4 separate regions of the Homo sapiens genome follow, and regions 1, 2 and 3 are each linked to region 4. The links are chromatin contacts, found by Hi-C or POLR2A ChIA-PET in ENCODE. All regions are on one chromosome and are shown on one strand. Each heading gives the region's core, a stretch centred on a gene start or an enhancer-like site at or near the end of the contact. The rest is flanking DNA. Distances are from core to core; before and after follow the strand shown. Region 1 holds the start of HERC5 (HECT and RLD domain containing E3 ubiquitin protein ligase 5). Region 2 overlaps ARHGAP24 (Rho GTPase activating protein 24). Region 3 holds the start of PIGY (phosphatidylinositol glycan anchor biosynthesis class Y). Region 4 holds the start of AFF1 (ALF transcription elongation factor 1).

What was found. A loop is a pair of places that touch in the nucleus more often than their neighbours do. ChIA-PET counts read pairs that join two places held with the same protein, here RNA polymerase II (POLR2A). Pooled maps may share reads with other maps.
Region 1: a map of CD4-positive, alpha-beta T cell shows a loop between it and region 4 (5-fold over the local background). The contact joins the promoter of HERC5 here to the promoter of AFF1 in region 4. A Hi-C loop is called at or near these places in 3 of 168 maps with a recorded cell type or tissue (CD4-positive, alpha-beta T cell, ascending aorta and naive thymus-derived CD4-positive, alpha-beta T cell), 5 of 37 single-sample maps with no recorded cell type and 15 of 50 pooled maps. POLR2A ChIA-PET finds 5 or more read pairs at or near these places in 2 of 52 experiments (CD4-positive, alpha-beta T cell and CD4-positive, alpha-beta memory T cell).
Region 2: a loop to region 4 is called in a map of ascending aorta, with 4 times the contacts of the local background. The contact joins the enhancer-like site here to the promoter of AFF1 in region 4. A Hi-C loop is called at or near these places in 1 of 168 maps with a recorded cell type or tissue (ascending aorta), 3 of 37 single-sample maps with no recorded cell type and 3 of 50 pooled maps. POLR2A ChIA-PET finds 5 or more read pairs at or near these places in 1 of 52 experiments (OCI-LY7).
Region 3: a loop to region 4 is called in a map of gastrocnemius medialis, with 7 times the contacts of the local background. The contact joins the promoter of PIGY here to the promoter of AFF1 in region 4. A Hi-C loop is called at or near these places in 2 of 168 maps with a recorded cell type or tissue (ascending aorta and gastrocnemius medialis) and 7 of 50 pooled maps.

Annotation. Positions count from the first base shown.
Region 1 is chr4:88,455,844-88,458,543 of GRCh38, reverse strand. HERC5 (HECT and RLD domain containing E3 ubiquitin protein ligase 5) reads right to left here and starts at 1,425. Exons shown (of 23, transcript NM_016323.4): 1 at 1,010-1,425. The coding sequence starts at 1,274. All of the region lies in intron 1 of LOC102723458 (a long non-coding RNA gene), which reads left to right. RefSeq lists an enhancer at 1,366-1,795.
Region 2 is chr4:85,782,333-85,785,032 of GRCh38, reverse strand. The region is part of intron 3 of ARHGAP24 (Rho GTPase activating protein 24); the gene reads right to left. Among named protein-coding and RNA genes, the nearest start is that of MIR4451, 61 kb to the right of the region's middle. Within about 2 kb of position 1,377, at least 3 of the 41 ENCODE cell types and tissues checked have a DNase peak (open chromatin) inside an H3K27ac peak, as active enhancers do.
Region 3 is chr4:88,522,519-88,525,218 of GRCh38, reverse strand. PIGY (phosphatidylinositol glycan anchor biosynthesis class Y) reads left to right here and starts at 1,443. Exons shown (of 2, transcript NM_001042616.3): 1 at 1,443-1,721. PYURF (PIGY upstream open reading frame) reads left to right here and starts at 1,443. Exons shown (of 2, transcript NM_032906.5): 1 at 1,443-1,721. The coding sequence starts at 1,519. It overlaps PIGY-DT (PIGY divergent transcript), which reads right to left and starts at 1,409. Exons shown (of 2, transcript NR_134663.1): 1 at 1,287-1,409; 2 at 228-454. It also overlaps a transcript of HERC3 not described here. RefSeq lists an enhancer at 2,086-2,145.
Region 4 is chr4:86,933,672-86,936,371 of GRCh38, reverse strand. It overlaps AFF1 (ALF transcription elongation factor 1), which reads right to left and starts at 1,361. Exons shown (of 21, transcript NM_001166693.3): 1 at 1,132-1,361. It overlaps AFF1-AS1 (AFF1 antisense RNA 1), which reads left to right and starts at 1,522. Exons shown (of 3, transcript NR_038841.1): 1 at 1,522-1,885. It also overlaps a transcript of C4orf36 not described here. RefSeq lists enhancers at 1-46, 1-443, 444-985 and silencers at 298-436, 907-1,656.

The sequences.
Region 1 (2,700 bases), core at 176-2,675, 1.5 Mb before region 4:
TTCAAATCAGTTGAAAAAAAGGAAGTATTAAGAAATGGTATTGGGACATAGGCTAAGCCTTTGGAAAAGCAAATAAATCTAGCTCCCCTCCTACCTCAGTACTGAAAATTCCAAGCGTACGAAAAATTTTAACTTAAAAAAAAAAACCTTAAAATTACTACAAAAATGAGTACATTTTTTAAAACACTGGGAGTGTGGATAGCTTTCCAGCCTAACATAAAACCCATAAGCCTTAACAGACAAAAAAATTGACAGACTACCCCCCAAAAAATGCACTAAAAACAACATGCACAAAAGGCAAAGTGAGAAAAATATTACATGTACGACGTGCAAAAGGCTATTCTTATTCAATATTCAAATACCTCTTCCATACAAATAAGAAAAAGATTTAACAACTCAAATTTCTAAAAGCCAGGCAAAGATAAACAGGCAATTTACCGAAAAAGGAACGCAAACGTCCAGTAGTTAAACGCAAAATAAACTCGCAGCAAGATACCAATTTCTTCACTCCACAGATGGGCAAAATTTTAAAGAACGCGGGCAACTATTTCCCCCACTTCGATGAGAATGTGGGAGAAGTGCAACTGAAGGCCAAGGTAAAATCCCATCACTGAGAACGACTCCCAAAGTTGGAGCAGTGACTACTTTCTCAAAACGAGACAGTGGGAGATGCGGCGGGCGGGGGACGGGGGTACAAACTTGAACAGAAACCTATGAGAAAGCCAGACTGGCTAAAAGGATGAAGACGGTGCCCGCATGCCCCGCACCGGCCACTTTGCTGAGCGGAGGATCCGCTGGTCGCCAGTATCCCGCTCACCCCGCGCCTGACACTGACCGGGATAAAAGACAGCTCAGGTGCGCCGTCGGCGAAACTATCCGAGCCAGGCGCGCGTCTGCGGCCTTCTGGGCTCTCCTCCCTCAGGCGCGGACCCCCGGCTGCCCGCCCCTCACAGCCCTCAGCCCTCACCCCTCACAGCCCTCACAGCCCTCACACACCAGCCCCACTCACTCGGCGTCCGGGCGCCGCCGCTCCCGGCGAGCAGCTGGTGAACCTGGACGCCCGCCCCGCCGCGTTCCAAGACCGCGAGGCGCCCCGGCGAGCAGCAGAGTTGGCGCGTCACCTCCACCCTCCGGAGCAGCGCGCGGTGGAGGCCCGCGGCGCTGGGAAAGAGCCAGAGCTGTGCGCCCGGAGACTTCGCGGGCTGGGTCGCGGCGGCCTTGCCCGCGGTCGAGCGCCCGTTGCGCCGCGACTTCCTCCGCGACCTCCGCTCCATCGCCGCTTTGCGGGGTCCCAGGCCCAGAGGCGAGAGGAGAGAACGCCTGGTCCCGGGACTGAGCGCGCCCACTGCCTCAGGCGTTGCGCTGCAGAGCGGGAACCAGCTGCGCGCAGCTGCGTGGCGTCGGGGAACCGCAGCCTCAGCTACTGAGCCCCTGCCGGGACGCCACGCCCCCCACGTGCTGTTTGGGGGCGGGGCCTGCAGCTCCAGTGGAAAACGAAACATAATGTTTGTTGTTGTTTTTAGGGGGCGGAATCGAAAAGGAAAAGGAAACTGTAATGAGAGTGACTTGGCAGGCGGCCAAAGGCAACAGGTCGTTGGCTGGGGTAAAGGCCGATGGGCTGGACTGAGAAAGTGTCCCCGGGCGGGCAGCGGCCACCTTAACTCCTGGACGGAATGGCTTTCGAGGAAACGCTGCAGTTCCACTAGGAGGCACCCTGACACACGCATTTCCAGAGGGAGGGATAACGGAAGCCAAAGTTTGTTAAGCGTTGTGCGCCGCGGCCGGGCGCGGTGATTCACGCCTGTAATCCCAGCACTTTGGGGGGCCGAGGCGGGCGGATCACGACGTCAGGAGATCGAGACCATTCTGGCTAACACGGTGAAACCCCGTCTCTACTAAAAATACAAAAACAAAATTAGCTGGGCGTGGTGGCGGGCGCCTGTAGTCCCAGCTACTCGGGAGGCTGAGGTGGGAGAATGGCGGGAACCCGGGAGGCGGAGTTTGCAGTGAGCCGAGATTGCGCCACTGCACTCCAGCCTGGGCGACAGAGCGAGACTATGTATCAAAAAAAAAAATGCGTTGTGCGCCGGGCTGAAACCGGCATAAAACTGGGCAGAGCTATGCAGGCAGCTACCCTCCCCCCCACCCCTACCCCCACCCCCACCCCCCTCGTGCCCGCTCCGCTACGTATTCCCGTATTCCCGGGTGCCTGGCAACAGTGATGTGCTTTAGGCCTTTTTTAGAATGCATACAAACGGAACCATATCTAAGTGATGTCTGGCTTTTTTAACTTAGCACAATGCTTTGAGATTCATACTATTGTGTTTAATTAGTAATTCATTTGTGTTATTGTTGAATGGTAGTCTATCATATGGGTAAGCCACAGTTTATTTATCCATTCACCAATTGATGGGCCTGTCGGTTGTAGGGAACAGGAGAAAACTTCCCCTTTGCCCTCTGAAGGGTCACCGAAAATCAACTGACAAGGCTGGGCCTGGGCTCCTGCCTGTAACCCCAGCCCTTTTTTAGCCCAAGGCAGGAGGATCTCTTCTTTGTGAAGTGTGTATTCAAATCTTTTGACCATTTATTTATTAGCTAGCTTGACTTTTTATCTAAGAGTTCTTTATATATTATTGAGTTCTTTATATGTTTCATACCATGTTCTTTATTAGCTATACGTTTTGAAATGTTTTCTACCTG
Region 2 (2,700 bases), core at 128-2,627, 1.2 Mb after region 4:
TGGGGGGTATAATTATATCTATCTATATTTATGTGTCTATATCTAGATAGGAAAGCAGATAGAGAGATAGAGAGATAGATAGATAGATAGATAGATAGATAGATAGATAGATAGATAGATAGATAGAGATATATAATCATCTTCAAATTGCCAAATGTATAGAGGATAGACTGTAGTAGAAAAGGATTGGGGCGGGGACAGTAGGCTAACAAGAGGGAATTAAATTCTGAGCAAGAATGTGGCCATGGAAATAAAAAGGAAAAATGCCAAGGAAATGGTTGCTAAAATTCTAATTGGCACCTGGTTGTATAAAAAGTGATGGAGGAGATGAAAGATGGAAGGCTAGTTTGACTGAGGGAAAGACATGGAGTTTGAAGCACTGGAATACCATAGACAGCATTGAATAGGAGGCCCTGACCAGCAGGGCAACTGTCTGAGGTTGTGCAGGCTGAGCAGGGGCTGAAATCCAGCTCAGTTTGCTGCCAAGCTGAAGATCCTGATGCGAGCATTGTGCATCTGGAGGAAGGGGACGTTTGTTACAACTCGCACAAAGGGTGGAAGAGGCTTTGCTGATCAGATATCCACATTGAGCTTTAAGATGAAGCCATAGGCCTATATGAAATTTTCCAAGGAAGAAAGACTAAGAGAGAAAACAAAATAAACACAGACACTGAAACCAAGAAGGTGGGAAGAAAACAGGAGCCCTCTAACAAGAGGGAAGAAAAAAAAAAGCCTAGGAGAGGGGCAGAGCCATAGGCTATGCACTAGATCTCTACAAGATCTCTAATATCAAAAGACAGAACTATTTCAAGAAGAGCATGAGGGTAAACAGTATAGATGGCAGAAAGAACAGAAGGTGAAGACAGAGATAAAAAGCTGTTGAATTTAACTGTTAATTCAGCCATCATGAGCAACCTCTGAGAGGTCATTTCAATATTGTGGTAGAAATAATGCCAAAGTGCAAAGGGCAATCAACTCAGAGGGAGGCAAGGGAGAAGAAACAAAAAATATAAATTTTTCTTGGCACCAGGAAAAAAGAACATGGTTGAAAAGGCTGAAGATTTGTTTGTTTGTTTCATGTAGAAGAGGCCTGAACATCGTTGTGCAGTGAGGAAAAGCAAAGGTGCAAGTAAAAGGACATAATTTATGAAGCAAGTCCCGGTTCCATCTTCATAAATATTTTGTTTAAAAGTTCCATAAACACCAGTGGCCCAGGAAATGCTTTAGCAAATACTCATTAACAAAATGACAGCTATTTAAAAATGTTCCCATAGCTATCATATGTTTATCACTCCTTGAGAATAAAGTCTGGCATGGAATCGTGACTGTTTTCTTTAGTATGAGAACCCTTCCACTCCCTGGGGATTTTCAGAGAATGGGGTACATGATTGACCTCTTACTCAGACAGAAGGAAATTATGCTTTCACTTCCTGCCCCCTTATGTATTTGTCACTCAGTCATTACTTCTGGCTAGATACAGATATTAGACTGAAAGCTTGGAAGCCAAGGTTCTAGATCAGTGATATTTCAGGACTAGTTCTCCTACTCTTAAAAAAAAAAAAGTGATCAGGACTCACTAATTTCCAAGTCATTTCAGTTCTGAAATAATCAAATGAGCAAAGTCATATGTAAAAGAATGCTTATCCTAATTTTATTCACAGCAGAAGTCACTGAAACAATGTAGGTCCCCAACAATAGGAGCCATGTTCTATTATGTACAGTATAACCATAGAATGGAAGAATACACAACAGTAAAATTTTTTTTCAAAGTGTTCTGATTGATATAAAACAAATAATTTCCACAATACCTACAGCAAAAGAAACAAAACCAAAAAAGAAAAGGAGGGGGGTTATAGAATAACACTTGAGACCTTCTTGTCCTCCAATTCCACTTTCTGAATTATTATTGACTGTAGATACCCGATGCTTTTTCTTCTGGCAATTTACAGTTCCAAATTACTGTTTGCTAACAGTAATTTCAGAATTTATTAAATGGCTTTGCTTAATGAACTGTTCATGTTTTAGCATGATTCAGCAGTATACTAAGTAACAAATACTCCAATAATCAAATATGAAATAAAACATAGCAGTTTTAACATCATTTTATTTGTCGATGTCTTTTTAAATTAAGGTTTGAAAGTAATAGTCATTCAACAAACATTTATTTCATGATTAAGATGTATTAATACAAAAAGAACCTTGGATTCATATTACCTCTTCAACTGTCCAGAAGCTCCAATTTAATATGTTAAACAAAGGCCAATATGTAGGAACATACTTGAGTCAGTTTGAGTATCTTTTTTCCCTGGGAGATTGTAATTGAAAATGAACTAAATGTGGATTTTTCAAAGAACAAAGCATTTATCTCTTTCTCTGTTCAACAACTTCAGAAATCTCAATATCTTCTCTTCCCTGAACACAATCAAAAGCACTAAGCTTGACAGTTCCTTGGGAAACATAAATCTTGCTCACTGAATTCTAGTTTATAAGGGGCTGAATTCTGAGGCTTCTGGAGAATTCTCATAAGGTTGTACTAAGAAGCACCCTTATAAGGTGTTATCAGTGAATGCTAACATGCATTAATTCATTTAAATGGTTGTTTCCTTTTCCAGGTTTGAAAAGTATCTTTCTAAATCGAAGTCTTCCTAAGCGTGTATTCAAAATGACACTGACATTTCAGGAATTTTAAATTTAGGTCTT
Region 3 (2,700 bases), core at 194-2,693, 1.6 Mb before region 4:
ACGGAAAGTTATGACTGTGAAAGATTGCTTTGTGAGGGAAGGAAGGTGAGGCAACCAGAGACTTTCATTATCTCTTAAATATCTATCCAGTAGAAGTGTTTCCTTTTTGGTATCCTATAAACTACATTAACCTTAGAAAATCTTCTGAGCATTAGTGAACAAAGAACATCAAAAAATAAACTGTTTTTTTTAAAAAAAACAGGATGGCCCAAAAAACAAACAAAAAATTAGGATGAACATATAAACATTTGTCAGTTTATTTTTACATTGGAGTGGAAGAGAAATTTGAAAATATAAACATATTTTTGGATTCTGTACTTCCAGCTCCAGGAACTCAAAGTGTGAAATGATAATGCCCAGTGATGCAAAAAAAAAGTTCAGGTTGATATTCAGCAGAACGGAGGGAAAAAATGGATGACTAATGAGAATCTTTGAGTCTTCGGACATGGAAAAACTAGATGAACTAAAAATAAAAATAGACAACATTAATGGAGCATTAATTTGTGCCAGGCACTTTTCTAAATGTTCTTCGAATGCACAATCACATTTATGCCCTACCTACAAGGTAGGTACAATTATTAGTCTTATACAGATAAGGAAAATGAGCAGTTAAGTCATTTGCCAAAGTCATCCAGCTACTAATTGTGGACAGGGAACCAAGCTGTCAGGCCCCAGAGCCCAAGTTCCCATCTACTACACTGTAAGAAAGAGATCTAACATGGTCACTTTCTTGGAGAGTGGGAAGCAAACCTGGGATACAAATTCACTGAATGGATCACCCACTCATTGAATGGATCTTTAACAGGCAGATCACATCTGCCTGTTACACAGCTATTTAGGCCCCTTGCGGCCTCCAAGCTCATTTATAGAAGTAAATTAGCTGTGCTTTATTACGCAAATACTTCACAATGACTGGGTCTCAGGCAGGAAGAATTTATATATTTTGGAGGGTCAGAGGCCTAGGCCCTTCCTTCCAGGTTCTCACTTTTTTTAATGAGAGAGAAAAAAGCCAAACAAGGTTACAGAAACTAATGGTATAGTAAAGATGTACATGAAACAAATGAGCGCTTTCAATACATCCATGACAATACATTCGGTACAATACATAACAGTGTGTTTGAAACTTCACTTGGAGGTAACCACGTAGGTCCAAGCCTAACTCCCTACAACTCTGAGGCCTGGCCACTGGCTTCCTAGCATCCTTGGACAGGCCCCGGTGAAAACCCAGACACCTTGACTTAAACACTGGTTTAGTTTGTAGTCTGGTAAGGCGGCGGGGCACTCACCAGAGGCCTCTGCCCTGGGGCTGTCCTCCGGACTATAGATGACGCCCGTGGGAAAAGCAGTCGGAGCAGAAGCACCCTCGGAACCAAAGCGCCCGCCCCGCCTACTCCTCGGCAGCGTTTCCTGGAGGACCAGGGGGCGGGGCCTGCCCGGCTGGCCTGGACGAACGGGAAGCCGGGAGCTCGGCCACGGGTGGCGAGGCTGCGGTGAGGCCTGGTCTCCGGCTGCCAGACCATGCTGAGTGGAGCACGCTGCAGGCTCGCCTCAGCGCTGCGGGGAACGCGCGCGCCGCCGTCCGCGGTCGCCCGTAGGTGCCTGCACGCGTCGGGGTCGCGGCCTTTGGCCGACCGGGGCAAGAAGACTGAGGAGCCGCCCCGCGACTTCGATCCGGCGCTGCTGGAGTTCCTGGTGTGCCCGCTCTCCAAGAAGCCGCTCAGGTAACTCGCTGGCCTTGGCCCTTCCTTTGCAGCCTCCCGGTGGGCGGAAAGGGAGCGGTGGACCGCGGCCTCTTGCAGCCACTGGGGCCTTGTAGGTCGGTCAGGTACTCTCCGCTGCCACATTCTGGACTCTGTCCTCGCCGGGCGCACAGCGGGCAGGACGGGGGAGACCGGAGGCCAGGGGAGCTGCGTCCCACATCTCCCAGAACGCAACGCCAGCCTGCGGGAATGGCTCGAAGCGTTTTAGGGTTCGCGACCGGCTGCGCATTGCAATCACCCGGGGACCGTTTTAAAAATGCCGATTCCCCGACAGCCCCCAAGACGGGCAGACTTGGAATGCTCGCGGGATGGGACCTGAACATTTGTATTTTCTTTTCCTTTTTTTTTTTCCTTTTAAGAGACAGGGTGCCCCCTACGTTGCCCAGACTGGCCTAGAACTCCCGCCTCAGCCTCCTCAGGAGTCGAGAGACAGGCGCCGCCCCCACGCCCAGCTTATCTGTGTTCTTAAACGGTCCCTAAATGATTTCTAATGTACCACCAGGTTTATGAACCACTGCGATTCAGGACAAGTCCGAAGCCTTCCGGTTTTTAAGCCAAGATAATGAAAAGTATTGTTGTACCCTCCAGATTCTTGTGAAAGTGTCTTGTACAACTGGTGCCTGACAATCTTAAGCAATTCAGCTGTGTTTGCTGCCCAGTGGCTCTTAGTTGTGGCCTAGCAGGTTTCGTAGAAGCCTCTTTAACTAGTTTTTGGGAAGACAGCTCTACAGTTTCCAAGCTACCAAAATTGAATATTGACAACACTAACGCTAGTATTACAAATCGCATAAACACCAAAATGTTATCAGTGGTTATCTTTGAATGGTAGATTGCTAGCAATTTTTCGTATTTCTTTTTCCCGTAATAAACATATTATTCAATTTTCTCGAACCTTGAAATTATCATTTGATTTACGTTTATAACTAGCTCACTGCAGACT
Region 4 (2,700 bases), core at 112-2,611:
CTCACTTTGCAACTGTCCCAGGGAACACTGGGTCTTCGCCTTAATTTACAAGTTTGCACTGAAGGTTTTAAATCAGTCTGATTTCCCCGTGGTGAGTCACACCCCGCAACGTGCACCAAGGGGGAGGGTGTTTAAAATTATCTCCGGCTCCACCCTTAAAACAAATCACTTGGCTGCAAGGCCTTTCCCCCTAACAGAGACTGGTTCAAGGGAGATTCGGACACATCTCCACCTCCAAAGCCAAGTGCCTTCCCGGGATGATCTGCATAACAATTTGCGGGTGCTGGTGGTGGAGAAGCTCCGGGAAGAGAAAACTAGCCGGACGGTATCGAACCGCCCGCAGGCCCGTCGCAGCTCCATTAATGCAACTACCATTACACTAAGGTAACGTGTGATTCACACTCTCCACCTTCTCTCCCCTCTCATTCGCTGGCTCCGGCGCTCGCACCGTCGGAGGGTGGGGTTGCGACGGCCACAGAGGATGGGACACCCGAGGGAAAAAAGCATTATCAAGAGAAATTAACCAGTCCCATACTAAAGACGCCTCTCCCTCTGTCCCTGAAGTTAAGTCTCAGAAGGTGGCTCCAACTCCTCCCCGGAGGCTACGGACCACCGACACACGCCTCCCTCCTGCTCTCAGCGAGACGCGGCGGGAAGCCCTCATCTCTCTCCACGACAGGCACAGGGAAGGGTCCCGGGGTGCAGGAGAGAAGAACCCCACTTTTCCCCGCCCCCTCCCCCCGAGAAACTTCTGGGACTCATTACGCAACTCAAGTAGCAGGTCCCAACAACGGGACAGCTCTCCGCAAAACGCGGGGTGCACAGGCAAACGTCTGACTTGGGGGCTGCGCGTGAGGGAGGAGCATGGGTCTCTTCCCATGTCCCCGTCCCCTGTTTTTCTACGCGCTACCTGCCGCGGGATCGCAAGTAGGGCGGTGAGAGCTCTGAGCCCTAGCCCGTTCTCCCCGAGGGCTCCCACCGGAAAAGTGGGAACGCCAGCGACTTGAGTCAGCGTGCTGGGAAGCCGGCAGAGAGGCGGGGAGAGCCTCGGCTTCCGAGAAGTCCGCGGCGGCGGCGTCGGGGGCCGGGCGGATCGACCCCCAGCCCTGGGTGGCGCAGGGCTGCGCTCACCTTCCAGACCCTTCCGTCCTCTAGTCCCGGGTCGGGCGCCCTCGTCACCTCCGCCCTCCCCTGACCTGTTGCGGTGGGAAAGGGCGCAAGTGCGGACGACGCAGGGGAGCGCCTCCTCCCGGGGCTCGGCTGCGGAACCGCGGAGGCAAAGGTGCAGCTGCGGCCGCAACGCGCGCAGGCGGCGGCCGAGTGCGCAGGGGCCGCGCGCGCCCGTCGCTCGCTAGCTGGCTGGCAAGCTCAGCACGCCGGCTGCCCGGGACGCCCCGAGGCCACGCCCTCCGCGCGAGGCCCCGCCCCCACCCCCACCTCCCGAGCTGCGGTACCGGGTTCCGCCCCGGCCCGCGCCCTCTAGCTGGCGCCACCCAAGCGGCAAGGGACGTCGCGGCCCTCCCGGGATTGGTGGGAGGATCGTGGGGGAGCGGCAGCTCAGGACGGAATACGGCAATGACCGCCCCGGTCGCGAGGGTGACCCTGCCCCGGGCTGCTGTGGGGGCGCAAGAACCCTTTCACTTTACGGCGAGATTAAGCTCAGGGTCAAGTTCTGAGCAAAAAGTGTCAAGGAGCCTTTTTGCAACCTCCTATAATATTGAAACAGATTCTGTGCCCTTTAAAGGAGATAATAACTAACATCTGGGGAGCGCTTTACAATTTAGAAAAGGCCTTTCACACACAGGCCTGTTTCATCTTCACAACAATCTTATAAAACAGATATATTGTTCCCATTTCCCAAATAATGAAACGGAAGCGCCGAAAAGTAAGTATTGTGCTCAATGTCACAGGCTACTAAGTGGCATGGGAAACCAGGTCTCCTGAATCTAGCCTCCGGGTTTCTGCTCTCCACCAGCCCAACCTCAGAAAATTCTAATAGGTGCAGGGGGCTTTGGCAAATAGACCCATGGGAAGAAGGGGAAACTTATGTCTAGTTAAGTCGCTGCCCGATTCCTGCTGTAAACATACCAAGGAAAGCAACAGGCTGTCTTCATTGTGTTGTCGCACCTTCCTTCCTGAAAGGGACGCAGAAAGATTACATCAAATGGCCCAGATGAGATTTCGCCGACAGTATTTTATGGTTTAAAATGGGTGAAATTATTTGGATGAAGAAAAGCGCCTTACTTAAATTTAATATGATGTGTAATGTAAATTGGTATAATGTGTGAAAATAAGCCCCTCCCTGCCTTCTCTGCCTTTTCTCTTTTTAATTTTGTTTGTCTCTACTGCTCTGCTCAACTCTTTTATTGTCCACATAATTGAAAACCTAATTGATGGATATTTGCATTTCCAAATTAAACCTTTGGCTACTTGACTTAATTTCCCATGGATTGTTTTCCAAAATATAACTCTTCGCCCTACTCCATATCCTCCCATCGGGAGATTGGTTTACCTAGACAGCTAAAATAATTAAGGTGTCCCTGATGAAACCTGGTGGTGTATCTATCTAAGATGAAAGTTCTGGTCATCCCTGAGCAGGATGGGACAGGAGTCATCTCTTACAAAGTGTTTGTACACCTTTTAAAGGTTTCTAACAGAGACTGATCTCTATTCTAATCAATAACAAGTATTTTAACGTTT